2 separate regions of the Homo sapiens genome follow, and region 1 is linked to region 2. A link is an interaction called in ENCODE POLR2A ChIA-PET data of the cell type or tissue named here. Cell type or tissue: CD4-positive, alpha-beta T cell. All regions are shown on one strand. Each heading gives the region's core, and the rest is flanking DNA. Links, peaks and the distances in the headings are about the cores only. Region 1 overlaps LOC105374981 (a long non-coding RNA gene). Region 2 overlaps LOC102724765 (a long non-coding RNA gene).

Region 1 (16,101 bases), core at 3,538-11,537, 75 kb before region 2:
ACTATTTGACCTGTCTGGTGGTTCTCTGGAAGACTTCACTCACAAGCCTTTTTATTTAATCTGATTTAGAGTTGCCAAGTGTGAACAGTCTTTTCCTTGGGGGTGTTTGTTGAAAAGAATCACAGGCAATTAGTCAATACTGCAGCCGCCTAAGTCAGTGGATTAGAGTTAGGGGCAAACAATAGGCTTAACAAAAAGCTTAAAAGAAAAAGCTTGGGAATGAGATGCCCATAGGAGACTTTGAAAAGCTCCCACATATTCCTGGGAATCTAGAAGGTGAAGCCTATATAGGGCTACGTGCATGCCCACAGCTGTGTATATGCTCAGAAAATACTTGAGAAGGCCCTAAGGTCTGACCACTGGCTAACCTTAAGGCTCTCCAGAAGCAGAAAGTAAAGGCTAAGGCAGAGTTGTAAAGTGCTTAACTGAGCATTGAAAGTGTGTCCTAGTGTGCATATAGAACCCCTTGGCAAAGACTGCAAGATTTATTGGTCCCAGGCATCTAAAGAAATTTCTGTTCAGTCATTAGTGTACCACTAAGCTAATCAAGCAGAGATTTCAGTGGCCACACATGACAAACAATATAGACTTTACAGAACTATCTCAGAAAAGTCACTAAAAAAACAACAAGAACAGCAACAAAAACCTTGGGGGAGTAGGGAGAATCTGATTTCCAGAGTTTCCATATAATTTTAAACATCCCGTTTTCAGCAAAAAATTATGAAACATGCAAAGAAGCAAGAAAGTATGGTCTATACACAGGAAAAATAAACAATCAATAGGAAGTCCCTAATGAAGCCCAGAAGATGTTGGCTGCAAACTTCCCAGATTTGATGAACAAGATTAATCTATAAATCTAAGAAGCTCAATGAATTTCAAGTAGGATAAACTCAAAGAAATCCACAACTAGACACATCATAATCAAACAGTAGAAAGTCAAAAACAAAGAGCATCTCACCCAAACAAAAGTGACTTGCCATATACAATGGATCTTCAATAATACTAAAAAGCAATTTCTCATTAGAAGCAATAAAGGGCAAAGGGATGAAAAAAAGTTGGTTAATGGGCACAAAAATAGTTATATAGAAGAAATATGTTCTAGTGTTTGACAGTACAGTAGGGAAATTATAGTTGACAGTAATTTATTATATATTTCAAAATAGCTGAAAAGAAGAATTGTAATGTTCCCGCCACAAAGAAAAGATATATGTTTGAAGTGATGGATACCCCAATTACTCTGATTTGTATATATTCCATACATGTATCAAAATATCACATGTACCCCCAAAATATGTACAATTACCATATATCAATTAAAAAAAAGAAATAAACCATAGAAGGCAGAAGAAAGGGGACAGCATATATAAAGTCCTGAAAGTAAAAAATAAAAACAAAAAAACTGTCAACTAAGAATTGTATATCCAGCAAAACTATCCTTTGAGAATGAAGGAGAAATAAATATATTTCCAGATATACAAAAGCTGAGGAAGTGTATTACTAGTAGATTTGCCTTGTAAGAAATGCTAAAGACAGTCCTTTAGGTTGACATAAAAGACACTGGACAGTAACTCAAAGCCATAAGAAAAAATAGAGAGCACTGGTAGAAGTAACTTCATAAGTAAACATAAAAGACAGTACAAATGTATTTCTTGTTTGTAACTCTTTTCCCTCATCTGATTTAAAAGACAATTGCGTAAAACAATAATTATACATCTGTGTTGACGGGCATATAATATATAAAGGTGTAATTTGTATGACAATAACAGCACAAAGAAGAGGGGAATGAGTAGAGTGATAGAGGATAAAAGTTTTTATATTCTCTTGAAATTAAAGTGGTATTAATCTAAACTAGATTGCTATAAATTAAGATGTTAATTGTAATCCCCAAGGCGATCACTAAGAAAATAAATAAAAAGTGTAGTAAAAGAACCAATAGAAAAATTCAAATTATAAACTAGAAAAATATCAATTTAGCACAAATAATTCAGTGATACCTCTATAAAAAATTTCTTTTATTCTCGTTTATTTTCTTATGTGAACTTGGCTTCTTAGTGCTTACACCTATATAAATAAAATATGAATATTTTTACAAATTCCTGTCTCACTGTAGCAAAAGTAATATTCATCCATGGATAAATGAACTCACTGAAAGAAAGTCAACCTCACTCATCTCATTAAGAGATACATTTCTAATAAAATTTTGATTTCATGCTGGAAGATGATAATTATTTACTTATTTATTTATTTTTAATTAATTTTTTTTTTTGAGACAGAGTCTTACTCTGTTGCCCAGGCTGGAGTGCAGTAGCATGATCTCAGCTCACTGCAACCTCCACCTCCTGGGTTCAAGCAATTCTCTTGTTTCAGCCTCCCAAATAGCTGGGATTACACCACCATGCCCAGCTAATTTTTATATTTTTAGTAGAGATGAGGTTTCACCATGTTGGCCAGGCTGGTCTCAAACTCTTGACCTCAGGCCATCCACCTGCCTCGGCCTCTCAAAGTGCTGGGATTACAGGTGTGAGCCATCGCACCCTGCCAACCGTCTCATTTTTAAAGCCCAAAGTAGATTCTGAAAAATTACATACCTTCACGCATTGGAAACCTTGTATCCTGTAATCCCAGCTACTCAGGAGGCTGAGTCAGGAGAGTCGCTTGAACCTGGGAGGTGGAGTTTGCAGTGAGCTAAGATCGCACCACTGCACTCCAACCTGGGCAACAAAGCAAGACTCCGTCTCAAAAAATAAATAAATAAAATAAGATGGTTAAAGACTACTGGTGCAGATCTCACATTGAGCAGAGTAGGACTACAGCAGGACCTGTAGGGCAGGGACTGGGATCAGGGGGTTCCTGGGGGAGCCAAAAGAAATAGGGGCCCAAGGGGTCTGGACCCTGCAGGAGGTAGGCTTCGCAGTGCCATCCCTTTGCACATACTAGCTTTGTGGGCTGTGACCCAGTCTCTCCTGACGTATTTCTTTTTGGCCTCCAAATTTCTTGTCCTCAAAGAAGGAATAAAACAAGGATTTAGAATTCAGGACTTGTTAAGTTGATTTTGGCCAAGTGTTTTTGAAAATTCTTCCTGGCGTGGCTTCTTTTCAGTATATGTGTTTCAGTGACCTCTGACTATACAGAGACAGAAAAACAATTTGGAGAAAGAGATATTTTGAAGACTATGTGACAGAAAGAAAGAAGAAAGAAAAAAGGAGGAAGAAAGAGAAAACGTGAAGGAGGAGCAGAATATTCTTCTTTTGGAAGGAAAATACTTCCAGATTGTGTCTGTTTTTTTAAAGATTCCGTGGGAGGATATCCAGAGACACTCCTTGATTTAAAACTTCAGCCTTCCCTCCCGCAAATTCGGCTCTGGGTGCCTATCAATGCTACAGGACAGACGTGGGCCCAGATAAGGCTGAAACACACCTCAACTCTCCGTCTCGGGTTTTGGGCTCACCTTAGATGCACTCTAACTCTGCTCTGTCAGGCATCCAGGAAGAACTACATGCATTTGGGTCAATTTGGATGGAGGAAATGAAGAATTATCGAGTAAGAAATCACCATTCCTCTTTTGTGTACTAGAAGGCTCAACCCTGAATGTACCTTCCTACTTTAATGTCTGAAATGTATTAATAAATTACGATAAAGAATGAAACAGTGAAAACAAAACCCCAGAATAAAAGAAAAGAAAACGTGTCCTGTGGACCGAATTATGGAACGGTCCTGCTCAGGAGGGAATAAAGTCTCATGTTTTCCTGACCTGGGACTGGTGGAGAAAGAAGATGGTGCAATTCTCCTCTGATTCCTTACAGTTTAATTAGCAGCCTTGATCTTCTTCAAAAAGGGGCTCTACCTTTTCTTCTCTTTCAAATAAAGGATGGGGAGGAGAAGGAAAAAGTAGGGGGAAGGGGAGGGGAAGGAAAAGAGTAGGGGAAGGGGAAGGAAGGAGCAGTGAAGGAAGGGAAGGAAAGAAAGAAAAAAGAAAAAAAATGAGATATTGCCTCAACTTTTAATGTATAAGTTAACTCTCGCATGTTTTAATAGCTCGTCTAGTTCAATTTGGCCTTCAAACGCTATATCCCCTATTATAGAGCTCACTTTCCATGACCACGCTCTTATAATTATTTTCCTAATTAGTTCCCTGGTCCTATACATTATTTTCCTAATACTCACCAAAAAATTAACTCATACTAGCATCATAGATGCCTAAAAAATCGAGACTGTCTCAACTATTTTACCTGCCATTATCTTAATTTTAATTGCCCTCCTATCCTTACGTGTTCTGTACATAACAGATGAGGTTAACAACCCTTCTATCACTGTCAAAGCAATTGGCCACCAATGATATTGAAGCTATGAATATACAGGCTATGAAGAATTAGTCTTCGATTCTTATATAGTCCCAACAGCAGACTTAAAGCCAGGAAAACTTCGATTCCTGGATGTTGATAACCAAACAATTCTCCCAGTAGAGATCCCCATCCGTATATTAATCTCATCCGAAGATGTCCTGCACTCATGAACTAACTATCCCCTCATTGGGCCTCAAAACAGATGCAATCCCCAGAATACCTGACTATGAAGAGAACCTCTGAGCATTAGGATGATGAGCCCAGATTCCTCTCCTTCACTGCTCTGTGTCTGTCTCAGATGATTGCTCATGGGAGTTGTTAGTTATTAATCACTCTGCTATTTCTTTCTTTCTTTCTTTTTTTTTTTTTTTGAGATGGAGTTTCGCTCTTGTTGCCCAGGCTGGAGTGCAATGGCACAATCTCGGTTCACCGCAACCTCTGCCTCCCGGATTCAAGAGATTCTCTTGCCTCAGCCTTCCGAGTAGCTGGGATTACAGGCATGAGCCACCACATCCAGCTAATTTTGTATTTTTAGTAGAGATGGGGTTTCTCCATGTTGGTCAGGCTGGTCTCAAACTCCCGACCTCAGGTGATCCGCTCACCTTGGCCTCCCAAAGTGCTGGGATTACAGGCGTGAGGCACCACGCCCAGCCACTCTCCTATTTCAAACATTTTTTTGCCTTTTAAATGTCAGTTCAGGTTGACCACAGGGAAACTTTGTAACGACCAATGGGTCAAGCTTCTGAGGCACTGGTTCTGGCCCCTTTTCCTCCTCTCTCCAACCCTCTCCCTCTTGTCCCTGTTCCCTGACTTCTCTTAGGTGTCAAAAACAATCCAGGGCTCATTTCATCTCTGTACATCCATGTCACTCTCTCCTCCTTAACTCTTCAAATAGTATCTTTTTTTTTCCTTTTCTTAGAACCATATCTGGTGTGACAACAATTTGAAAAGCGCCACCCATCCTCTCTGAGACCACAAACAGCGCTGAAGGCAGTGAACCAAGACTTACAAACAAGGGTGTAGACCAAGGAAAATGCTGGGGGCCAGAGGAGGAGAAAGCAAGAAGATAGAAACACCATAGTTTCAAGAGGGAGGGGAGCAGAAAGCCGCCAGCTCTCCAAAAAACAAGAAGCAAAACCCAGAACTCAAACCTCATGAAAGTATCACGAGGTTGAAGCCTTTAAAAGGTGTTTTTACAGCAGATTTTAGAGACTTCTCACCTTACCAACGGTTATAAACCCGTATCCTTGCAAATTCAGCAGTAGAGTCATTAGATTGCCCTCTCAGCCTCTGCACGTGAAGGGTCTCAGGGCTTTTCAGGACATCTTTAGGGTCAGGTTTCGTGAAATAGGTAGGTTGGGCCAGCTTTCTGGGGACTCTAAGCAACCTTGGAGAAAATGGGCAGGAGTAAATAAAGGTATGCCAGCTTGCTTTTTCCAGTGGGGACTTGGCAAATGCCAAAAACAGTATAAATATTATATTCCCATCTTCTAATATCATGGAAACCCATGGTGGCAATGGGGCGCAGGGCTCACTAGCCACCCTGAGGTGAAGAAGTGGCCCCTCAGAGATCTGAAGCTGGTTAGCAAGAGTTCACCAGGGCCTAGCTCCTTGTCCCTCAGGGAAAGCCCCTGGGTGCTATAGCCCACCACCTGGAAGGGGCAGCCCCTGGAGAAATGTTAGAATTCTGGGTGAATTATTTTCTTATGAAATTTCATCCAAAGTTTTAACAAAGTACCAAATAGGAGAGTTGTTAAGTATTGTGAGTGAGTGAGGTGGAGGAAGCAGAGCGGGGAAGGGGTGGCTCCACTCTCTCACTATATTCACTGCTCATCCTAGAGATGACCTAGTGTCAAAAACGTTGCAAATGCAACCAGCTGCCTGTTGCATCCATGTAGTTCAGTTGTTGCTATTTACAGGGTAGTATAAATGCCCGGTGCTGCTATGAACCAAGGTGCTGAGTATCAAATGTTCCTGGAAGAGCACCTAGTAGTGTTTCATTGGATGGTTTCTAGTAAAAACTTTATGCAAAAGTAATATGGTATTGCTGATTATAGGTATTATCTGATAATAATAATCCTGTCAAGTACTTGCTTGGGCCAGATCACTCTGTGAAGGCAGAAAGTTGGCAATGCTTGTCTTAAATGCAAGATTCTTTCTCTTTTCTTCCTCCCTCCCTCCCTCCTATTCAACCATCCTTTATTCACCCTTGGAAAAATTTGGGCTCTGCATTCACTCTTGCACAATCCTGTAATCTCATGGTTTACTTTATGATGACAATATTAATGACAATAAAGGCACATTTTCCCTAAGATACTTGGGAGTATGTGTGGCTTATCCTTCTGTTTTCCTTACGAAGTAAAAGGGAGCTCAGTGTGTCTGTCCTCACTTTACTGATGCAGAGATTAAGGACAAGGAATCTAAGTGAATGGGCAGTAGGGGACATGAAACATGGCAGGGTCACCGGAGCAAGCCAAAACACTTTTGAAGAGCCAGTGAGTCAAACCTGTGGAAACCTATGCCAGAAAGTTCTTACAGGGATGACTGAACTGTTCCATCTGAACAAAAAGAAAATATATTCATTTAAACAAGCCTAAAGTGCAGCTATCTAACAGGCGAGGTGGATGGGGTTGGGTGCATAGGGTTTGCTGCTTTAGTGCTGATTTCTCAAATCTTTTATTTTCTCTGCTGACCTCTGCAGTACCATAGAACACAGTCCAGGCATTAGACTTGCAGCCACAGGATCTAGGTCTTGTGTGTCAGTTTTGAAGGCAGCATGCCCTGCTAGACTGCGACATCCTAGAAGACAAAGGTCAGCCAAGATCTTTGCGTGAGGCCTGATAGAAATCAATGTTCCAGACATTTTAAAAATCAATGACTTCATTGATTTCCAGAAGTTCTCTAGGCAAGAGCGATCAGAGACTTTAGAAGTTCATATCAACATGGAAGTGGTAGAATGACACCTGAGAGAGTAGTGGGTGGTCACCAGGTCACAGGTGTCAGGGTGATCGGAACACTCTGCCCTACAGTGACCTTTGCTCTACCTCCCAATATTAGGCAGAGGAACTACCATTACACAGAGCCTGATTATGGTTTTTATGCTCAGGAGAACTTGTGTTGTCTTCTAAGTGCTGCAGCCCCCAGGTTTTTTGTAAGAGAGGGGCAAATAGACATTTTCTCACGTAAATTAATCAGCTCATTCATGAGTTTTGCAGTCGAATCGCTGTCTTTGCATGGTGTTGTCTGCCAACTAATGGAATAGGGGGTCTTCAAATTTTGTTGACAAAGATAAGACTTCCGTAAAAGGATCCCTTCAAAAGCAGCTTAAAGAGAATTCCGAAGCAACTGTGCTTATAACAATAAATGTTTCTCCATCACTTTCTTTCCAGTTCCTTTGCCTCACGCTTCTGCTACTCTAGTTGTTTTTCCCAGTTTCTCTCCTGTTTACATGCGCTAAAAGAAAACTGTGTAAGGCACTTCATAGGAACATTAAAAACTGGTACAAAGGAAATGTCATGGTTGGTGGGGCGGAGTTTTTAAAGGTTTGGTGAGAAAAAGAAATCCAGACCTTGCTTCTGGCATTTTCTGGGTAGGATTTTTTCACTGGTCCCTAATTCACAGAATAATCAGCTTTGGCAGCAATATTTAGTTCTCCTTTCTTTCTACACACTGGGATGAGGGCATATGAGAACGGAACTTGTGGTAAAGACTACCTTGCCACAACAGGACCCCACCCTGCTTACCTTCCGCTGGATCCACAGTAGTCGTAAATATGTAGTGAATTGTAAATGTGGGGCTTCCTGTATTCTGCAGTGGACATTGCCACACCACTGTCTCCAGTGGAATGAACCAGAATGTAAAATTTATACCTCTTTTGAAATGCGATGGAGCAACATAGGATGACCACATTTTTTCTGTACTATATTGCACTCTTTTGCACAATGTGTAAGAACACAACATGAGAAACCCACAAAGAAGGAAATAGAACAACTGAGGTTGTTGGCTGGGTAGGCTGCAAGGTAAAGCGCAGAATAGTAAATGCCCCACCTAGCCAACATCCTCTGCCAGCTGTTATTCCTGTCACCTAATCTCTACTGCTCTCTCTCTATTATTCTTTCCTATCATCCATCCATTCATCCAGCCAGTCAGACAGCATTTACTGGGGATCCTGTCATGTTGGCTGCTGGGGATATAGACTGCGAGTAGTATGCTGGTAAAAACTAAATAACTAGCTCTGAGGTAAGGGAGCTGATTTGCAGTGCTTATGGATTTTCATAGTGCTAATACTCCCACCATGACTAATTTCAAGCTACTAATGCAACATCATTGAAGCAAAGTTGGGAAGAGATGCACAGTAGCACACCATTTCCACCAACCAGATACAATCGATGTAAATAACCTCCAGTGCACAGATAATAATAAAAGGTAGTAATGAGGAGCTGATGAGTATTGAGTATTTATTAGCATTGTTTTAAATGTAATTTATTTAATTGCACACTTATATAATTTAATTTTAAATCATGGCTGTTTTAACAAACAGCTCACAACATTTCTGAAACTAACAACTGGCTCTCATAAGCAGGTATGTGCTGACTCCAGCACACCACTAGACAGAAAGAAACAATGTATGCTGTTTGCTTTACAAAAGTCTTTTTTAAATCTAGAAAGAATAACATACACATGTAAATAAGGAGTAGCCATATAGTTAATGTGATAACGCAGTAGGGGAAAGTGCTGGGCATAGAATTAGTGGGAAGCACAGTGAGAACCTGTTATGCACTGAATGTATGTGTCTCCCCGAATTTCATATATAGAAGTCCTAATCCCCAGTGTGGCTGTATTTGGAGTAAGGAAGTATTAATAATGAAGGTTATGGCTGGGTGTGGTGGCTCATGCCTGTAATCCCAGCACTTTGGGAGGTCAAAGCGGGCGGATCACCTGAGGTCAGGAGTTCAAGACCAGCCTGACCAACATGGAGAAACCCCGTCTCTACTAAAAATACAAAATTAGCCAGGCATGGTGGTGCATGCCTGTAATCCCAGCTACTTGGGAGGCTGAGACAGGAGACTCTCTTGAACCCGGGAGGCAGAGGTTGCGGTGAGCCGATATTGTGCCATTGAATTGCAGCCTGGGCAACAAGAGCAAAACTCTGCCCCCCCCCAAAAAAAATTAAGGTTAAATGAAATCATAAGTGTGGGGCCCTGATCTGATAAGATTAGTGTCCTTATAGAAGAGACACTGGAGAGCCCTCTCTCTCTCCAGGTGTGTGCCCCACAGAAAGACCATGTGAGGACATAATGAGAAGGCAGCTTCCTGCAAGCCAGGAAGAGAGCTCTCACCAGAAAGCGAATCAGCTGAGATGGGGTTCAGGCCATGCTACTTCAAAGTGTGGTACCTTGGCATTTGAGAAAACAGCAGAAGCAAGAAGGTCGCTCTCACCTTTCCCTCATCCTTCTCTGCTGAAGCGGGTCACAAGGCTTTCATTTGAGAAGTACCTTCCCTATACCTGGAGGAATGGTAGACCCTTATTTCTGAAGACACAAAGACACAAAGAAGAATCTGAACAGTCTTCAAAACATTCCCCCAGTTTATGAACATTAGATGATCCCTTTGTCCAATCATACATCTGCATGACTGTCTCCTCGTCATCAAACCTAAGCATAAAAATACACAAGCTTCTCTGTTTCTTTGAGTCTTCATTTCTAAAGGCTCCCCTGTCATGTAAAACTTACGTTCATTAAATTTGTCTGCTTTTCTCTTGTTAATCGGTCCTTTGTTATTGGAGCCTCAGTCATGAACCTAGTGATGGGAAAGAAGGATATGCTTTCTTCTTACAGCTGGAACATTGATGATCTTGGACTTCTAGCCCCAAGAATTGTGATGAAATACATTTCTGTTGTTGAAGCCACCAGGGCTATTTTGTTATGGCAGCCCAAGCATACTAATACAGAGCCCTAAATAAAATTACCTGGAGGGCGGGTTGGTAACTTGGACTCAACAGAAGCACCTGAGGATGCTCAGAGGCAGGCTGGTTTGCATTTAGCAAGTGGACCTCCCTATTCCTGAATATTTTCTCTTATCGCTAGTCAGTGTCTTCAGATACAAACACCCTGGCACAATTATGATCCTTGGCAGAATGTTGACTTTAGAAGGGAGAACTCCAACTTTGAAGCCCAAGCTGAGAAACACAGCAGGGCAGGTGAGGATTGGTGACCAGTGACTGCCGCTGCAACACAGGAATCACACCTGGTGAACTGTGCAGGCCCAGTCTCTCTCTCCTTTTTTTTTTTTTTTTTGAGACAGGGTCTCACTCTGTTGCCCAGCTTGGAATGCAGTGGTGTTATCATGGCTCAGTGCAGCCTTAACCTCCCAGGCTTAAGCGTTTCTCCTGTCTCAGCCTCCCAGGTAGCTGGGACTACAGGCATGTGTCACCATGCCTGGCAAATTTTTTGTAGAGACAATATCTCACTATATTGCTCAGGCTGGTCTCGAACTCCTGAGCTCAAGTGATCCTTCTGCCTCAGCCTCCCAAAATGCTGAGATGACAGGTGTGAACCACTGCACTCAGCCTTAGGCCCCGTCTTTAATAGTGGCTTCTCATGGCAAAGAAATAAACAGCACACGTTGGATTAATAACGTATTCTCATTCCCAAGAGTCCTAGCATTGATAATAAAATGTATGCCTTCTAGAATGAGAAAGTCTTTGAGATTCTTAGACATTTTGGTGGCTGTGCAGCACTTAGGGCATTCTTCCTAATGTGGTATATATGGACATGAACAAATAGTAAAAGAATTAAGAGTTGTGGCCGTTTATATATCCTGATTTGTAGAACAGGTAATGACATATATACTGAGTATGTGTAGATGTGCTTAGAGGAAAGGATGTTGGCCAAAATGTGAACAAGGATGTTATCTCTGGATTAGATATTTTGGGAGGAGAGTTTACTTCTATATGTTTGCTTGTATTGTTTGCATTTTAATTTTTTGTCAAAAAATTTATCAATTTATAATACCTGTCCATTGTAAATAAAGCAAGTAAGATTTAAAAAGGAAGTTTAAAATCCAACCATAGTCCCAAGAGCCAGAAATAAGCACTGTTAATATTTTGGCTTAGAACCTTCCAGATCTTCCGCTATGCGTGGCATATTTTCTTTGTAACCTCTCATCAGCCTTGGATTAATCTGTCTCCATATCCTAGACCGGGGCATCTGAGCCCTGGGGGACAGAAGGCTCACAGCTCACACAATATTAAGTTAGTTTTAAAACACAGTAGGCCCCTCACCCCTGCTCACAATTTTTAAAAAAGATCTCTAGTTAGCCCTTTTTCATTCCTCCCCCCACTATTTCAAAGCTTAAACCATTCTCCCTATCTCACCTCCTATTTCAGAGAAAATATAGACCATCAAGCATGACTCTCTTACTTTCTTCTCTTCCGCTTTTAAATCTGCAGTTTCTTTTCTTCCCCTCTGTTATAGTTGAAAACCTATCTCTTACTCCGTCTAAGGTCCATGCTGCTCCTTCAAAAAAAAAAAAAAAAAAATTACAAGCCTGGTGCAGTGGCTCACGGCTGTAATCCCAGCACTTTGAGAGGCTGAGGTGGGTAGATCACTTGAGGTCAGGAGTTCGAAACCAGCCTGGCCAACATGATGAAACCCTGTCTCTACTAAAAATACAAAAAAATATTAGCCAGGTGTGGTGGCAGGTGCCTGTAATCCCAGCTACTTGGGAGGCTGAGGCAGGAGAATTGCTTGAACCTGGGAGGCGGAGGTTGCAGTGAGCCAAGATTGCAGCAACCGCACTCCAGCCTGGGCGACAGAGTGAGACTCTGTCTCAAAAAAAAAAAAAAAAAAATTACAACTTTTCTCTGGTTTTGTAATTAATCATATCCATATTGAAAATGTTAGGAAATATGAAAGACACAAAGAAGAAAATAAAAATCACATGTAACTCAAACATTAAGAGACAATTACTGCTGGCATTGTAGATTCTTTGTTTTTTCCACACATGATTGTGTGTCTCTGCACATTAAATAAGTATTTTTACACAATTGAAATTATTCCGCACATGCTATCTCATAAATCTCTTTTTCCCTCTTACAATAGATCATAAATATTTTTGCATGACTACAAATATTCTACACTGAGATTTTAAGATGATTTTTTAGGTTAAAAATAACTTTTTCCTTATTTTAAAAGCAGTGTATGCTTATTGTGAAACCATTAGACTTTTGTTAAAAGGGAGAAAAACTTAAATACTTATCATCTTACCTCTGAGATATGATGAGCTGACATAATTTTTATATAAATTTAATAAAAATAAGTTCAGTCAGATATCATTCTATATCATTTGTGATATGCAAATATTTCATTTAATCCTCATGACACGCTAGGTAGTTGTAATTATTATGATAATCCCCACTTTCTAGATGAGGAAACTGAGGCCTAAGGAATTTAAGTAATCTGTTTGAAGTTTTTAAGCGGTAGAGGTGGGCTATGGACCTAGGCAGTCTGCCGCAGAGGCTGGAGTTTTAATAACTCATCTGTACAGCTCTCAATTTATAGGGAACGTCTTTCCACATCAATAAATCTTGCTCTCTGTGCCTTGCTTGCAAATATCTACTCTAGCTCAGAATCAGATAAACATTGTTTTGTTTTCTTGTAGTTCTTTTAAGATTTTCTCTTTCGATTACCAGTTGCACGTAGAATTACTTTTGTTTTTGCTGTGGGTGGATTCTCACTTCAGGTTTTTTCCAAATGGTTAACAAATGATCCAAGTTTTATTTATTGAACAACCTATCGTTTCTCCACCAACTTAAACTGTTATCTTTGTTTCTGCCTCTGTCTTCTCTTGACTTCTCTGAAAACTTATTTCATCTATTATCCACCATTTCTCCTGGATCTTGAAAATATGAGGTAGCTTTGAATTATTGGTACATTTGCTTAATTAATTGATTGATGTATTATTCATTAAGTAGCATTTATAAAGGATGCAACAGGAAGATTTTTAAAAATCTCTCTTGGGACTCACTGTCTAAAGACGTGTAACGACTCTTTTTAAGAAACACTTAAGTTGTACTTACAATGTGCCAGTCACTGTTCTTGGTGATTTACAAATATTATCTTATTTAATCCTCATAGCAAGACTATGATATAGGTACTATTTATATCCCCACTTTTCATATGAGGCAATAAAGCATCAAGAGGTTAAGTAACTTGTCCAAAGTTACATAGCTGGTAAATGGGTGGCTGGGAAAAGTTAACTGGCAATTCCAATGTTATGCAATGAGTGTCATTATCATAGGGGAAATATAGGGTTCTGTGGGCTCTTAGTAAGGGCATTTGATAGAGCCATGGGAGTCAGGAAAGACTTTTGGAGGGAGTGATGGCCAAATGATTCCTAAAGAATGAGAAGGAGGGTCGGGTGCAGTGGCTCACGCCTGTAATCCCAACACTATGGGAGGCCGAGGCAGGTGGATCACGAGGTCAGGAGATCGAGACCATCCTGGCTAACATGATGAAACCCCGTCTCCACTGAAAAATACAAAAAAATTAGCTGGGCATGGTGGCAGGCGCCTGTAGTCCCAGCTACTTGGGAGGCTGAGGCAGGAAAATGGAGTGAACCTAGGAGGCAGAGCTTGCGGTGAGCTGAGATCGTGCCACTGCACTCCAGCCTGGGCGACAGAGCGAAGACTCCGTCTCAAAAAACAAAAAAGCAAAAACAAATAAACAATTACACTTAAAAAATTACAAATCCTTCTGATAACACTGTTGGTGGTATTGTAAACTGGATCAGTCTTTCTTGAGTGTATGATGGTGACAAGTAACATACTCTTAATAGTTTGATCTAGTAATGTCTTTTGAAAAATAACTTAAGGATATAATCTAAGAGAACAAAAAATATACACAAAGATGTGTTATTTAGGCAAAAATGGAAAAATATCCGAATGCCTAAGAATCAGAGAATGAATTTTAAAAAGCTATGTTTTGCAATGAAACACTATAGAACACTAAATAATAACTATGGTTATTATAGTGTAGTATGGTCATATGTACAAATGCATCTACTAAATAATGTTGACATGTGCAAAGCAGAATTTGCATATGCACCTTAATTGAAAATGATCTAAGGAAGGATGGATTCTGATACTCAAAATTAATTTAACACAATATTAATATCCATTAGATCTATTTTTAGCCTTCTCACAAAGGCAACCTAAATTTAAAATGGAAGTTAAAATAAACCTCTCTGAAAATCAAAATAAACACATTTCTATTTCTTCAACACATTTTTTACTTAGTTACTTCCCAGCGCATTAACTCCTTATTTTAGCATGAGAGGGGGAGAATAAACACTTAGAAGAAATGAAAGATTTCTTAGAATTTTGCTATTAAAATTAATTATTATTCCTGAGACGTATAATCAACACCCAATGATGTGTTATCTCTTTGATGTTTGATGAGCTACACTGGAAACATGTCTGCCTATAATTTGGGGTGAGAAACAGAGTGAACTTTCACTCTTGGGTATACGATGGTTTATTCATTTTCTAGGACTGTTGTAACAAAGTACCACAAACTGGGTGGCTGAAACCAATAGAAATTTATTGTCTCACAGTTCTGGAGGCTGGAGGTCTGGAATCACGGTGTGAGGAGGGTGGGGGTCATCCAAGGACTCTGAGAGAAAATCCCTTCCATGCCTCCTCTGTCTTAGCTTCTGGAAATGGCCGTCAATCCTTGGTGTTCCTTGGTTTGTAGATGCACCACTCCAAGCTCTACATTTTCTTTTTTTTTTGGAGACAGGGTCTCACCCTGTCGCCCAGGCTGGAGTGGAGTGGCCAATCATAGCTCACTGCAGCCTTGAACTCCTGAGCTCAAGCCATCCTCCAGCTTTGATCTTACAAACTTCTGGGATTACAGGCATGAGCCACTGCACGTGGCCCTTCTGCTTCCATCTTCACATGGCATTCTCCCTGCATCTCTGTGTCTTCTTAGGGGCCCACCCTATTCCTGTATAATTTCATTTTAACTAATTACATCTGCAATGATCCTGTTTCCAAAGGAAGTCACATTCTGAGGTACCAAAGGTTAGGACTTCAACATATCTTTTTATGGGGACAAAATTCAACTCATAACTGGTAGCCTTGGAGTTAATGTAATTAATGCACTGTTTCATTTCAGAATTTTCTGAGAGCAAAATCTGTGATGTCCATGACAGGTCCTAGGAGGATCCACACAGGAAAAGGGCTGGTAATGGAGGAATGGTCTCATGAAAGTAGGAAAGATTGCTTTAATAGACTGCTGACCTTTTTTCCCAGGAGGGTGGCCTCACTTCTGGTTAACCACGGATGTAGTGCTGAAACCCAATGGGTAAAGACAGCTGCAGGCTGTTGTGGGGACTCTCTCTCTCCTTGATTTTATATTTCCACATGGAGGAACACACATTAGATAAATGCTTCTGTCCTCATCACTCCCTCATTCATCCTCCTCAGCTAAAAGCAAACTAACTGCTTGGTAAATTTTGGAAGAAGGCCATGAGCATACCCCAATTAGCCTTTTTCTCTCCTCTTTGTAACCAACTGCCGGCATGTCCTCTGTTTCTCCACACACTAAACTGTATTGGGGCAAAACTCCACGGGGAAGGTCTGTGGCTGTCTTGTGCTGCTTATGACTTGGTGGGAAACAAACACTAATTCTGGGGGGTCAATGTTATGCCACCTTTTGGCCAACAGACCTAAGCCACACTCTCCAACCTGGTTTTT
Region 2 (16,101 bases), core at 3,378-11,377:
TATGAAAATAATCAGGAACATAGCTAATAATTGTATAAAGATATTAATTCTAGTGAAAAGTTAGAAAGAGAGGTCGGCGGGGCGCGGTGGCTCACGCCTGTAATCCCAGCACTCTGGGAGGCTGAGGCGGGTGGATCACGAGGTCAGGAGATCGAGACCATCCTGGCTAACACGGTAAAAAAAAAACCCCTCTCTACTAAAAATACAAAAAGTTAGCCGGGCGTGGTGGCACGTGCCTGTAAGTCCTGGCTACTTGGGAGGCTGAGGCAGGAGAATCACTTGGACCTGGGAGGCGGAGGTTGTAGTGAGCCAAGATCGTGCCACTGCATTCCAGCCTGGGCAACAGAGCAAGACTCTGTCTCAAAAAAAAAAAAAAAAAAAAAAAAGAAAAGAAAGAAAGAAAAAGAAAAAAGAAAAAGATGTCAATAAGTATGATAATATACTGTAGCTACCATATTAAAAATCCAGTTTTTTGAAGAATTCTTGTTATCATGGGGATTTTTTATATTACATTAATTGAAAGAAGACTACCAAAACTGAATACATGGTGTGATCCCAGCTATTATATATAATATGTATATAAACAAAAGACTAGGAAGTCATACTTCAAAATATTAATAGTTATATCTGGATAGTGGGATTACAGGATATTTTTATGTCTCATTTGTATAGTTCTTTACTTTAAAAATTATTTCCAGTATTATGTATCACAATATGTCTTATTAAAAATCAGCTAGTATTAAAGGTTTTTCTGGACAATGTTAATTTGCTATTGTTGGAATAATAAACCAAGTAAGTCATTTATAATAAACAAGTAGAATGTCTCCTTATGTGTTAGTGAAAATTGTGCAAGAAAAAAAAGAACACTTTTCCCTCAGCCAAATGATCCTTCTGATTTAGTTAGAGAATGAAAACAGAACTAAGCAGGATTTGAAATAAAACATGCAGGAGCCTTCCTGAGATAGGTTATATTTTTCCTTCTAGAATCTGCTCATTGCAATTAATTAGGCTTCTCCAAGAGTAAATTTTCCCTGTACTATCCAATAAGTCAATGTGATATTCATCTTGATTCTTACTGTGAATGAGAGCATCAACATAGATTAAGATGGATGTATCTGCCATTTGTAATGAGATTCCACAAGGTATCTCCACCCACCAGTTCCTTTCTGATACTGGCAATTTCTGATTTTTGATATCCTAATGTCTAGTTGTCACTTCCAAAAGTCTGAAAACCTCTAGTCCAAACCATTTATTAATCCTTAATCTCTGCCTTCCCCTCTTATTACCAAACAGGTATTCAATGTCCAAAATTAGATAGCCCCAATGAGATAAAAGAAAATAAAATTCACAAATAATATTGTCAAAACAACTTTTAACATGCTATTATAAGTTCTATTTCCTGGAAGCTCTTTGGGGACAAGGTTCATGTCTAGTTTAATTTTTTTCTTTTCTTTTCTTTTTTTAGACGGAGTCTCTCTCTGTTGCCCAGGCTAGAGTGCAGTGGCGTGATCTTGGCCCACGGCAACCTCCGTCTTCTGGGTTCAAATGATTCTCCTGCCTCAGCCTCCCAAGTAGCTGGGATTACAGGTGCCCACTACAATGCCTGGCTAATTTTTTTGTATTTTTAGTAGAGAAGGGGTTTCACTGTGTTGGCCAGGCTGGTCTCGAACTCCTGACCTCAGGTGATCCACCCACCTCGGCCTCCCAAAGTGCTGGGATTACAGGTGTGAGCCACTGCATCCAGCTAGTTTAATCTTTATTTCCTTTGCATATAGGACAGTGCTCATTTCGTGAGTATTTATTGATGATAGAACTGAGATGAGGAGGAGGCAGAAGAAAGGGAGAAGGAATGCATTTCTGGACAGGGTGACTATATGAAAAAAGGTATGAGCTTTGAGTGCTAGAGGCAGTGAGGAGACCAGCTCTAAGAAGAAGGATGATGCAAGGGGATTATAGAAATTAAGGCTGTGGCACCCAAATGCCCATCGATCAATGAGTGGATAAAGAAATTGTGGTATACATTCACGATGGAATACTACTCAGCTATAAAAAGGAATGACTTAATGGCATTCACAGTGACCTGGGTGAGATTGGAGACTATTATTCTAAGTGAAGTAACTCAGGAATGGAAAACCAAACATTGTATGTTCTCACTCATAAGTGGGAGCTAAGCTATGAGGATGCAAAGGCATAAGAAAGACACAAAGAACTCTGGGGATTCAGAGGGAAAGGGTGGGAAGGGGGTGAGGGATAAAAGACTGCAAATTGGGCTCAGTGTATACTCCTCGATTGATGGGTCAAAATCTCACAAATCACCACTAAAGAACTTACTTATGTAACTAAATCCCACCTGTTCCCAAAAAACCTATAGAATTAAAAAGATCTTTTAAAAAAAGGAAATTAAATTTGTGGCAAATGTGACAAGACTGTGGAGGGTCCCAACATTTAGCTGAGGAGTTTGTCTATAGTCTGAGTCAGTGAGAGACCAGATTGAAATCCACCCTATTACATGAAACATTCCTAAATTCCTTAATGCTTCAGATCAAGTAATTGGTTTATAAGAGAAACTTGGTGCCAAGGGAAAGATAAACATTAAACTTAAAAAAAATGGTCTGTAATTATGTAGAAATGAACCCATCACTTTGATGGGATTAGATACATTTGTTTTTAGGTATAATTTACATGGAGTAAAATTAGCCCTTTTTAGTGCATAGTTCTACCAGTTTTAACAAATGTATACAGTAGTGTAACCACCACCACAATCAAGATACAGAAGAGTTACATCATATGAAAAAAGTTTCCTCATGCCTCCGTAGTCAACCTCTCTAACCAGCCCTTGGCAACCAATGATTCGCTTTCTGTCCTAATAGTTTTGTCTTTTCCAGACTGTCTTATGAGTGGTATCATACAGTATGTAGGCTTTTGAGTCTGGCTTCTTTCACTTAGGATAATGCATTTGAGAATAATCCATGTGGTTGCATGCCTCAGTTCATTCATTTTTATTGCTGAGTCATATCTCATTGTATGGATATACCTACAGTTTGCTTAATCATTAATTCATAAGTAAAGGACAAATATTTCTTTTTAACGTAACACATATAACTAATGTGGTACCTTCCATTTTTTTTTTTTTTTTTTTTTTTTTTTTTTTTTTTTAGACAGGTTCTTGTTCTGTCACCCAGGCTGGAGTGGGTTGTGTTCATGGCTCACTGCAGCCTCAAACTCCTGGGCTCAAACTATCCTCCCACCTCAGCCTCCTGAGTAGCTAGACTACAGGTGTGTGCCACCACCCCAGCTAATTTTTTGATTGTTTTGTAGAGATAGAGTCCCACTATGTTGTCCAGGCTGGTCTTGAACTCATGGGCTCAAGCAGTCCTCTCCCCACCATCTCCCAAAGTTTTGGGATTACAAACATGATGGTGCAACCATGGCTAGCCCAAAATAATATTTATAAGGTTTAGGGATTTATTTACTAATTGTCAAAGACAGGTGAAGACAGGAAAAAGAGAAAATGCAAATAGAGTATGCATTAATTTCAGAAATGTGAATGTCACTGCCCAGTAGACTCGTTTTCAGAGCAGTCAATTTTTTTTTTTACTAGTGTATCTTTTAATTGTCATTTAATAGCTACCCACCACAGCTGCCCCCCACCCTTCCCTTTAATGACGACGTTTGCAGGCTTCAGGGGACCAGGGAACAAAGCTGGGGCCTGGTAGCCCCACTACGCTGCCAGCCGGGAAGAACAAGTCACAATTACAAATTATCACAACAATTAGCGCCTGTACTTGGGGGATCTGCAAATTGAGGAGGCTCCAGCTCCTCATTGTACAGGGGTCTATTTGGCAGTGACCTTGCTCTGCAGACGATGATATTCCTATTCCTTCAGCCTGAGGGAATTGATGTTGATGAACCCGGTGGCATCAATTGGCTCATAATCACCCTACACGTTCATGCTCACCGGCTCCTCGTTGTAGGGAGAGAGTGGGGACTCCCAGCCAAGGATGTACACCCGGCCCTTGAGGACGGACACCTGCGCTTTCCCTCCCACTTGCCCCTAGGACTTGGCGATGCAGTGGCGGACAAATTCACACTCAGGGCTATGCCAGAAAGCGGTGTACACCAGCTCAGCAAATTTCAAGCCCAGGCCTTGTTTGATTTTGCACACCTCCCAGTCCATGGTGAAGGCCTTGATGTCTAAATGAGTGTGGTAAAGGATGGTGCCTGCTGGGGTCTCATAGATACCTCGGGACTTCATTCCAGTGAAGCGGTTCTCCACGATGTCAGTACAGCCCACACCGTGTTTGTCCGCGACTTCGTTCAGGTACATGAAGAACTCCAAGGAGGTCGGGTGGGTGGAGCCATCGTTGACGTTGGTCACCTTCACGGGGACCCCTTTTTTAACTCGATCTCGAGGATGTCAGGGGTGTTGGGGGCTTTGACCGGTTCCTAGGTCTTCGTGTAGAGACCTGGAGGCACTTGGTTCTTGGGGTTCTCCAGGATTCCAGCCTCGTAGCTGATGTGCATGAGGTTCTCGTCCATGTTCCACGGGTTCTTGGGAGTGACCGGGATAGGAATCCCGTGCTGCTTTGCGTATTCCATCAGGTCATTACGGCCCTTGAACCGGTTGTAGAACTCGGGCATCCTCCAGGGAGCAGTGCCCTTTATCTGGGGGACCAGCGAGTACCAGGTGAGCTCAAACCGGACCTGATATTCCCCTTACCGGTGGCGCCGCGGGACACCCCCTCCTGCTGGGCGATTTCCACTTGTTTGCTGGCAATGCAGGGCCTGGCGAGAAAGGTGCCCAGGAGGTAGCGGTCCTCATACAGTGTGCTGGACTGGATGGCCGGCCAGATGAACTCTTCCACAAACTCCCTGATGACATCCTCAATGAACACCTTTTTGGCCCCAAGTTTCAGTGCCTTCTTCCTGGCTTCCTCGAAGTCTTCCTTCTGGCCAGTGTTGGCCAGGTAGGCAATGACATCATAGCCTTGTTCCTTCACCCACACGAGGATGCAGGAGGTGTCCAGGCCGCCACCATAGGCCAGAACTCTCATGGAGCCTTTGCTGGACATAGTGTCTGGGATTGGAGGCGCGAGTTCCCAGCGTCTGGAATCTGTCTTCAGGGTGCAGTGAACCACTCGGGCTCAGGCAGCAGTGGCAGGCGACAGAACAAGAGCAGTCAGATTTTTTAACCATTGTTAAAGGTTTCCAGTTCTGTGCCCTTCTGGAAGCAGTGTGGCCCCAGACTGACAACTGACCCTCAAAGAGGAAGGAAAGCCCTCACCTTGCTCCCCGACAATACTGCAGTGCTGTTTCTCCTAACTTGTAACTGATGCTTCCCTACTCTGTCCTTGGAGCTGGTGAGTATCGGACTTAGCTGAAGCTGATAATCATTTCTAGATTTTGCCAATGCTTTGCCTTCAGTTTCCTCTTTATGCCTGTTTTAATCCATTAATATCCTTCTCACCATGGGTTTTCTTTGATGACTTGGAAAGCTATTTTCTCTGTTTCTAGTTATTTATTGAAAATTGAAGTTGCCATCCTTTCAGCTCCACAACATTCTCTGAAGCCAAATTTGTGACTTCAGGTTGGATGTCGATGGGTGAGTAATCAGACATGTGGGGCCATGCCCAGTTTAACTTCAAATATTCACACTAAATGGAGGGAAGAAGAGTCAAGAAAAAAAGAGAGGACAGAGTTTGATATGTAGCGGTCTCTTTATTCATTTAATGGTAACAGGAAGCCCTCTCTGTCTCACGCCTGCTCCCACCCACAGGTCCTGGTGTACATGTGGGTGGTGGGAGTTCTAAAAATTTGATCTAAGATATAGTCAAGGGGGGAAAAAGGTAATTTAGAAGCTTCTATTTATTTAGCTTTAGGATTCTTCCACACAAATTCTAATAAGTGTCTGTGGTGTTACGGTTTCTGCTATTTGGAGATAGTACTTTGGATTTCTATAGAAACTCTCTGTTGAATAACAGTGCTCTGGAAGCCCAGAGCTAGGGGAATGCTGGGTGCGTGACGAGGCTTTTTTAGGGTTAGAAGTGTAAAAGCAATAGGACCTTTAAAAAAAAATGACAGTGACAGATAAAGAAGTTTACCCTCACCCCCTCCCAGCACTATTTGTGCCTTAAAAAGAGAAAAACAAAAGTTCTTTTTAATTTAAAGTGAATTTCTAAGGAGAAAAAAATTTAATTGTTTTTAGAATATAACTGATTAAAACGAAAACTGAATGTTGAACTTGAGAAAACCATACAAATTAAAGAAAATGCACATAAGGTTTAAAAGAAAAACTTCCTGTGATATGATGACTATGCATATTCAACACAACTTTGGAAAACATTGTTTTTTCACTTTAAGGAGCAATCTTTCCCTTCACTTAGTGCTCTAGTGAGCAATTGTTCAGGAAGAGTAAGAGGGTGGGTTTTCTTAGAGGTCAAGAATCAGAGCTGTAGGAGACTGAATTATGGGCTTGACTGGAAGACTGTGATACATTGATGAGCTTCTTCACGACTCCAAGGGATGATTTGTTTGTGCTTTGATACATGGTATTTCAAAACCAAATTGTACGTGTATTCACCAACAAAAGAAACTGAAGAAATTGCATGAGATTAAAAGTTACAAAGATTGTTGTTTTTTTTTTTTGTTTCTGAGTCACAAGCAAGTCATTTTTGAAAGCACTGTGCTCAGCAAGACAGGTTTATAAATGAATGCTACTCACAGGTGGAAACTAGAATGAACAAAACCACTAAAAGCTACATAAAAGGTTTCTTATTTTTCTGTACTGCATGATTAATTAGAGCCATTGGGTGAAAAAGAGAGGAAAATTGCTTCTCTTTGTTGTATTTAGCTGTTAGGTAGTTTTTATTAGATATTTATATAGGTATACCTTTTGTCACGTGTATAAATGAGAGCCAAGTTCATTATTTGAGGTCTCACTGATTGGGATTTATGATAAGTCACATAGAGATGGTTTTAAGTTTACCTCTGCTTAGCAAATGAAAAATAAAGGACTGCGAAGGGCGGATTGAAAAGATGAACCTTCTAAAGCATTTTGGAAGCTCAATATGCAAACAACCAAGACACTAATTAGAAATGCTTCCTGTTTATCCTTAAAGACAAGAAGCCTGAGAATTTCTAGAAGGCAATACTTTGTTACCCTGAGCAGCTGTACATTTTTCTTTTTCTGTATATTTTAAGAGAAAAGAGTTTTATGTGTACTTATAAAGAAATCATTTATATGAATTTCAGAATAAGAGTCCTGCAATTTCTTTGAATTTATGACCATTCATTGTCAAACGGAGATTACGGTGGTCTAAAATTCAAGACCATGACAACTTTAAAGGAGGTAAACAGAGGAAAATCTTGGGACATATGGCAGGAATGCCTCTGAAAGGAAGTTGGCAGGAGCTAAGAGGCTGAGGCCTGGGGGAAATAAATAATAACTCAAGTGCCCTCCAGTGGAGAGGAGGCTGAGAAGAGGCCACTCTGCCATGCTCCACAGGCCCTAGACCACTCCCGGGCTCCTCAGGTGTGAGTCTGTGCTGATTTGCTGACATCACCTCACAAGCCTCACAAGTCCTGACACAGCAAGGCCAAAAGAAACCACTCAGGCAAACGGCACATTCTGGGATCTACAAGTCTCCTATAAGTAGCTGTTCCAATTTCCAAATATTAAAACAAAAAAGCAAGCTCATTAAGAACTTGCTGATGCATTCTATTTTTAAAATAATAATAAAAAATAATTTAGGTGATACTGCATAGCTCACAAAATATTTCCACGTGCATTATCTTACTTAATGCAAACGACAATCGCGTAGGGGTGGATTCGATTCACCTAGCTTTGCTTACAAGACGGCCCAAGCATCGAGAAGCGAAGAAAAGCACTTAGCACACAGGACTGCACAGCCACCCAGCCCTCTGCGGGTTCCCAGGGGGAGGCGCTCGAGGGTGAAGTACAAACCCATCCCCAGGCTGCGAAAGAAAAGTCTACGAGCTGGCCTCTGTGGGAGGGTCAGGGCCCAGGGTATAAACATAGACATGCTGTGCAGCGGTTTCTGTTTCTTTCACGCACGGCACAGAAGGAAAAGCGTTTGGGGTTCAGCTCTGCCAGGAAATAAATACATAACCGGCCTCGTGGTGGCCATGCTGCAGGTGGCACACTCCGAGCAGGCCCCTTGGGGGATGAGAGGGGCATCTTCTGCTAAGCATGGGAACAGCCTTGGGCGCCCCCAGTGCTGGGGAGAAAGAGGGCCCCCCTCCCCTCGTGTGAGTCACCAAATCCCTGAGCGACTTAGGTGCTCCTGCCCCACCCTCTTCTCTACCTCAGCCCAGCCTCTCAAACACCTTGATCCGCAGACGCCCCCAGGTTGGTAAACCGACTGAACAAGAGGGAAGAGGCAAGTTCCGTGGGTCAGGGCATCACCGAACAGGAATCCCCGGAGACACGCCCAGGAGCCGAGGAGGGCAGAGGTGCTCCAGTCGGGCCGCTGAGCCATCCTTCTTGGCTGGGCTCTGAGAAGAAAGGGGAGTGGGCACTGTCCGCTGGAAGTGAGCTGGCTGCCTATGACCCCTAACAGCTCTAAGCCCGAGGGTTCTGCGTGTTCAGATTTCTTTCTGAGTGGCCCCTACCACCCTCGTCCTGCATAAAAAAGTATTCAGGGACTCAAGCTAGGCATTCTGTAGAGATTTGAACATTCGGTTAATTTTCCTTCACTGTATTCTCAGATACCTGGACATCTAGCACAGCGCAGGAAGATGCAGTTTCCAGTAGATTTCCAAATATCTCCTTAGCTGCCCTCAGACATCGCCAGCCCTTGTTCTGCCTCTAGGAGACTCCCAGAGCTGTGTGCATTTCAACCGGGCCCATGTTTTGAGATTTGGGGATAGGTGGTAGGGTGCATTTTCTGAATAGAGAGGGTGGCCACTGGAAGAACCATAAAATTAGGAGTTGATTGATTTGAGCTTGAGTCCTAGTTCCAGCAGTGAAAACCCGCTCTGGACTTGTACACATGTGTCTGAATGTTGGCTCTGTTCTGCCACACTGTGGCCTGTGACTTTTAATAAGTCCTTTAACTTCTCTGAGCCTCAGCCTCCTCATTTGCAAAATGGATACAATTACCAACCTCATAGGGTTGGACTGAGGATTAAGTGAAATAATGCCCAATAGGGGAGCTGGCACAATGCCTGATACTAATACTACCCCAAATAAATGACAGATGTACTGTCTTACTCCTTTCTCTCTGAGCTTCAGTTTCCACATAAGAAAAAAATTGGGGGGCAGGGATAGTACAGATCCTTCTAGCTCCTCAGGGTAGTTGTGAGTCTCCAATGAGATAATGCATGTGAAATCACTTCCACCACTAAGAATGTGAAGTTTTAATCAATTTTATCAGGTTGACACATTAGGGCCCTTCATCTGGTCCACACCAGGGTGGGAAAGTATGGGGAATAGTGGATCTGATTTGATGTGGGATGAGGTAAGGAAAGGCCCTGAGAATGGAGCTCTGTCTAGGACTGAGAGAAGGCACCATTGTTCAGTACAACTGGAGGCAGCAGAGTGCTGGGAGAGGGTGCCCTCAAAGAAATGACGAGGGCCGGGTATGGTGGCTCACGCCTGTAATCCTAGCAATTTGGGAGGCCGAGGCAGGTGGATCATGAATTCAAGAGATCGAGACCATCCTGGCCAACATGGTGAAACCCCGTCTCTACTAAAAACACAAAAAATTAGCCGGGCATGGTGGCGCGCATCTGTAGTCCCAAGTACTCGGGAGGCTGAGGCAAGAGAATGGCTTGAACTCGGGAGGTGGAGGTTGCAGTGAGCCGAGATCGCGACACTGCACTCCAGCCTGGCGACAGAGCAAGACTCCATCCCAGCTACTTGGGAGGCTAAGGCAGGAGAATGGCGTGAACCCGGGAGGCGGAGCTTGCTGCAGTGAGCCGAGATCGCGCCGCTGCACTCCAACCTGGACGACAGAGCGAGACTCCGTCTCAAAAAAGAAAAAAAAAAAAAAAAAAAAAAGAAGAAGAAGTAATGAAAAAAGGGGTGGATAGGAAACCAAGAACAAACTCTGGCCTGGACACAAAGGAATGTTCATGTATTGACTGTACCGAGAGAGTGAGTGGTCTGACTGATGCCTCACAGATGAGCAGGGGCAAGACCAGGAAGCAAGTCCCATACCCTGAGCTGGGACCCTCCGTGCCCCACATCACTTCTCAGATGACACAGAAATAGAGACAGCACTGGGAGTGAGGGCGAAGGAAAAAAACTATGTAGCCTTACCCTGAAGATTATGCTTCTCATCTTAAAAAAACCAGATATCTTCATTTTGTAACTGCTGTGGGGAAATAGAAGAAAATTGATTTTTTTGTCCTTTGAGGGAATTATAATGATGTCTGGGCTACTCAGTTAAAAGCTGGGTTAAAAACATGAAGTTAAACTATATGCTTTTCTTAAGAGATCAAGATATTCTTTCACTCTTTCCCTTCTGTGTGCAGGATGTTATTGTTTTAGATTGAAAACACACTTTTAACTCAAGGTAGGGAAAGAAAATGGAGTGGGAGAACTAGACAGCCAGAAAGCTCTTCAAACCTAGTGGGACTCGTGGTTCCTCCATAACTTGGTCTTAGCATGACAGGACCGTTACAGCCTCCACTATAGTGTCTCTCCCCTCTCTCCCATCCTTGTTCTTCTGTATCCTCCTACCTCTGCTTGTCTGTGTCAGCCTGGCTGCAGGTCTTAAATGGGGGGAAAAGATCTCTGTTTTCTGTACAGGTTGTATAATCATATACAATGTCAAAGAAAAAAATGTAGGGTTGACGACTGGCCTAATACATTCTGAATCATAATCATTTACTGCTGATTGAATAAACTGTCCCTTCGTAGTTGCCACTGATGATATTCCCAGGGTACACATGAGGTGGAGTGGGATTCAGAGGGTTCAGAGTCCCTCGTTTGCTCAGAGCTTCCCCTGAGAGAGGACCAGAGCTATGGATAGAATTGGGGTGCCCCAGAACTTGGGGGTTGTCCCCTCTGATGATCATGTTTACTCATGCTTTTTGGTGATTAGAGTTCTTACCACTTGCAAATAACTATACTTTATAAGAATACATCTAATAATGGGATACTACTCAGCAATGAAGAGGAACAAATGTGCATGCAACATCTTGGATCATGTTAAGTGAAAGAAGCAAGACTCAAAAGGCTACATACTGTATGATTCTGTTTATGAGATATTCTGGCTTTTTTTTAAAAGGCATAGGGTCTTGCTGTTTTTCGTTGTTGTTGTTTGTTTGTTTTCTTTGAGACGGAGTTTGGCTCTTGTTGCCCAGGCTGGAGTGCAATGGCGTGATCTCGGTTCACTGCAACCTCTGCCTCTTGTGTTCAAGTGATTCTTATGCCTCAGCCTCGCAAGTAGCTGGGATTACAGGCATATACCACCATGCCCGGCTAATTTTGTATTTTTAGTAGAGGCGGGGTTTCTCCGTGTTTTCAGACTGGTCTCGAACTCCTGACCTCAGGTGATCCATCCACCTCTGCCTCCCAAAATGCTGGGATTACAGATGTGAGCCACTGCACCCAGCGCCGGGGTCTTGCAATTGCACTTGCCCAGGCTGGAGTGTAGTGGCTATTCACAAGCACGATCCCACTACTGACCAGTACAGGAGTTTTTACCTGCTCTGTGTTTGACCTGGGCCAGTTCACCTCTCCTTAGGCAACCTGGTGGTCCCTCGCTCCCAGGAGGTCACCATATTGATGTTAAACTTAGTGCACACACCCGGTCAGCAGAGCACACTATACCCCAGAACTCCTGGGCTCAAGCCATCCTCCCGAGTAGCTGGGACTACAGGCCTGTGCCACTGTAACTGGCTTATGAGATATTCTGGAAAAGCCAAAATGATAAGGACAGAAAACAGATCACTGGTTGACAAGAGCTGGGGAAAAGGATTGACTCCAAAGGGGCATGAAGGAATGTCTGGGGTGATGGAACTCTTCTATATCTTCATTGTTGTGGTGGTTACACGACTATAGGTGTTTGTCAAGACTCATAGGACTGCTCACTAAAAAGTATGCTGTGCTCTATGTAATTACACCTCAATAAACATGACTAAAAATTTTTTTAAACTATGAACAAAGATTGACTGATATATATATATATATACATATATATGAGTGTTTAGAATAAAGTATACAGATGTCTGCAATTTATTTTTAAAGCATTAAAAATAAGATTTATCAAAGGATTGATAGATAGGTATATGGTTAGGTATGTGATGTAGGTGGTAGTTATATATATATATATATATATATATATATATATATATATATATATATATATAAAATATCCATAGAATATATATATATTCTATGGATATCCATAGAATATATATAATATCCATAGAACATATATATTATATATAATACAAAAAGGTTATATATATATTTAGTATATTCACTGTATAATTATTTCAACTTTTCTATATGTGAAACGTATTAATAATAAAATGTTGGAAAACATTTGAAAATACATCTAATGTATTTTCTTCACCACCTATGCCATTTAGAGGGTTGCTTGTAGACCCATACACTTGCTTTCATACTCTCTGATGAGTTCAAGAGTACTCTCCCTCTCCCCTTCAAACCATCCTAATAGGAGTAAAGTTTCCCTTGGTCCAGAGGGGAAGAGCTGAGCTCTTGGGGTTCTTTGCCGACTCACTTACATGAATTTACTGTCCTCCCTTTGATGCGGTATCAGCAAGCGAATCCTTTATGGTGTTTTTTTTTTTTTCACTTGCTTGAAAATTGAAGGATTGGATTAATTTCACTCAATTTGTAACAAACCTCAGGGAACAAGCTTTGGACAGCAGCAATTCAAAGTGTTAGCAAGTATCTCAGACTCCGTTTTTCTTGATATTGCCTGGTTCTTTCTGCAGGCTCAGGCTTTGTGTGCCTCTTTCCATCCCACCCTGTAATGGAGATAAGAACTAAGCCACCTGCTCCCAAGCACAAGAACCTCTCTGGTGCCTCAGAAACCAGGCACCCCTGGAGCCAACCCTTGATGGGATTGGAAATGGTCTTCTTTCCAAATCGCCCTCTGTTTGGTGGAGGATGAAAAGATCTCCCCTTCAAAGAGTATGTGAGGCATAGTTTTTTGATAATAGATATGCATACCTTCTCCCGATTACCCTGACCTTTAAAATAGCCCAGTTTCCAGCTGGAAACAGAAAGAGCAGCACAGCATGGCTGGAGAGTCACAGACATCAGGCCTCCATAAGTAAGTACGTGGACGGTTCAATTCCCAACCAATACAATCCGCTTTACAATTATAATCATTTTTTAATATTTAAGTGGTTCAGATTAGATACACTTAAAGTGTCCCAAACTCTACAAGCTTTCATTTGGATTTGGGTATATGGATCCTGTTTGAAGAAATGTATTGCTATTTATTGACATAAAAAGGTACCCAAGTTATGTTGTGAAATGAAACAGTAAGTTGTAGAACATGGTATTATTCTGATCCCACTTAAAAATATATTTAGCTCAGCACTTTGGGAGGCCAAGATGGGAAAATTGCTTGAGCCCACAAGTTCAAGACCAGCCTGGGCAACAGAGCAAGATTCTGTCTCTACAAAAAATTAAAAATTAGCCGGGCATGGTGGCACATTCCTGTGGTCCCAGCTGCTTGGGAGGCTGAGGTAGGAAGACGGCTTGATCCCAGGGGTTCGAGGCTGCAGTGAGGCTCCAGTGAGCCGCGACGGCGCCACACGCCTGGGTGACACAATGAGATCTCATCTCAAAAAAAAAAAAAAGTTTTATGGTTTTAGCTCTTATTTTTAACATTTAAAAAATGGATATTTAACTTAATGGGCTATAATCTATTAACATCATTGTTTATTTGATGCTCACAGTGTCCCAGTTTTGCCAGTAGAAGCCCCTCCAAGGCAGCTCCCCAGTCCTTTTGACAGATTCCCTTAATTTTTTGAGCACTTCTTTATTTTCTGGCACAAGGTGTTTCAGCCTCATCTTGTAATTTAACTGCTGCAGCCCTGGTATCAGCATTTTTCCAAGAAGCCCTCATTCCATTTGGTGTGAGTGATATTTAAAAACCAACATCTGGGTACTAAGTTGCTCATTGCTATTGGGTATTACTGCTTCTAGATCCTTTTAGTGGACAGAGCTAGGAAGTATCTGTGTCTGTCTGTCTGTCTAGATTATTCTAATTCCAGGGCAACAAATAGGATTCTTTTTTGTCTTCACTCATTTTATATTTGTATCTGCCTTCTCCCACAATGAGAACTCCCAACACATCCTACAGGCTCCCAACACATCCTGTAGGTACTTGTTTGCTTAGTTCTACAATACACAATATAGTTTTAGAATTGTTATAACTGTGGTCTACAAAAAACAAATCTGCTAAACAGAGTTTAAGATTTTTTTATTATTTTATTCTCTTTTTTTTGGTTTTTTGACTGAGGATATTTAGCCAAAGTATTGTGTTCAAATGTTACTTGGATTAATTCTTTTCTTTTTCTTCCATGTAGTTGTGCTATTCATTTGAAATACAGTTCATTGGTTTCTGTTTGCATTCAATTTGCATTTTTTCTCATACTTGTTTATTTAATTTTATTTTTGAATGTATAGAGAATTGGTAACGTTTTAAAACAAACTACAAAAAGGTTTTATATATATATATATTTAGTATATTTTACAAAAGAAATGGGAGTGCTACGCTGTACGGGGTGAGGGCTGGGAATTCTAGATGACTTTCTCTCTGTTGTATGTTTCTGTATTGTTTGATTTTTATACAACATGCGCATATTAGCTTTGTATTAGATGAAAACAAAATCAAGACATATTTTTCAGTGCTACTGCCCAAGTTTACAGTTTTGACAACTGTTGGGGGGGTGGGTAGGGTAGGAGGGGGTAAGGGGTGTGTATATAGTTAACATGTTCTTACGCAGTGAAACAATTTCTTGGATCTTGCTATTTCAGAGGAAAAACTGGTACTCACATAGTGGGTTGAATCTAGGCTAACATATTTCAAGATGCTTTGCATTCCCTAAGATCCTCCTTACCCCCAACTTGATACACTAGCTTAATGCTTCTGAGAAAATTTGCTATTCTGGTAATTTTCTGTTACCAACCAGAGACCAAGTTATCATTCTAGTGATTAACTTTTGGGCTCTTTAGATCCTTCATCAAACAAACAACCTGAGAATTACAGACTTCAGAATCCATCGAGGCTCTGAGTTCTCTAATCCCTCTGCTGGTTTCATTTTCTTTTTTATGTTTGTTAGCTGTATTTGTATTTGCTGCTTCTTCCTCTCCTTTCCTTTTCCCTCCACACCCTCTCTTTTGTCCATCCTCGGCTGGAGACAGCTAAAATATCTGTCCAGATCATGTACATACAAAGAGAGCACTTTCTCAACCAACGGACCTCCCTGAATTATTCAAAGTACCTTCCATTCTCCAGTTTCCCATCATTTTTCTTCCTTGACAGTATAAACTGGAATTGGACATTTGGCAATTGTACCCATGGATTTAATCATTCAGGCAGGAAGGAAGAGGGTAAGCCTTCTACAGAAGCAAGTATTCTTCTGAATGATGAGAAAATAGGTAACAACATGTTTGAAGGTATATAAATAATTTTTATGCCAGTATAAACACTAGGGTCCCTAAAACAAAAAGCATTCTCTGTAATTGGCAGAGCTGTTGGTAAACAAGATTCAGAACTGGGGAGAAACCCAGGCTTTGTGGGGCCCAGCCGCCTGTTGTCTGGGATGAGGCTGTTAATGGATAAACTTAGCAGGTGTCTAGACTGAAACCCAGGAAAATATGTGACCTATGAATTATACAGAATGTTCTAAAAGGTTTCTTTCTTTTTTATACTTGGGGTAAACTCCTCACTGACCTCCTCTCAAATCTTTAAGCTTGTAGCTTAAAAGAAACAGAAACCAAGAGAGGAATTTTCCTGGTATATCCTTCTCCACTTCAGAGCAGAGAAGCCCAGCCTGAAGCCTAAAATCGCAGCACAAGGGATTTGTCAGTCAGTAGCAATTCTGTTGGTCAGAACGGCAGCAAGAGACCAAATCAGCAGGTTG

What was found. ChIA-PET counts read pairs that join two places held together with the same protein. Peaks named below come from ENCODE experiments on the same cell type or tissue, not always from the same donor. Only the 100,000 strongest peaks of a DNase experiment are listed, where the experiment ranks them.
Region 1: POLR2A ChIA-PET joins it to region 2 with 10 read pairs; 8 of 35 experiments call an interaction of 5 or more read pairs at or near these places.

What each region holds. Positions count from the first base shown.
Region 1 is chr6:24,943,835-24,959,935 of GRCh38, forward strand. It overlaps LOC105374981 (a long non-coding RNA gene), which reads left to right. Exons shown (of 3, transcript XR_007059514.1): 3 at 5,263-6,657. It also overlaps a transcript of RIPOR2 not described here and the pseudogene MTCO2P33. Among named protein-coding and RNA genes, the nearest start is that of RIPOR2, 16 kb to the left of the region's middle. In CD4-positive, alpha-beta T cell, for the core only: no CTCF peak of the experiment used is centred there; DNase peaks (open chromatin) are centred at 5,387 and 8,087; H3K4me3 peaks cover 3,448 bases; H3K27ac peaks cover 6,404 bases.
Region 2 is chr6:25,019,413-25,035,513 of GRCh38, forward strand. All of the region lies in intron 1 of LOC102724765 (a long non-coding RNA gene), which reads right to left. It also overlaps a transcript of RIPOR2 not described here, the pseudogene ASS1P1 and the pseudogene RN7SL334P. Among named protein-coding and RNA genes, the nearest start is that of RIPOR2, 92 kb to the left of the region's middle. RefSeq lists an enhancer at 8,040-8,279. In CD4-positive, alpha-beta T cell, for the core only: CTCF peaks have their summits at 7,937 and 8,180; DNase peaks (open chromatin) are centred at 7,509 and 7,989; H3K4me3 peaks cover 1,158 bases; H3K27ac peaks cover 2,694 bases.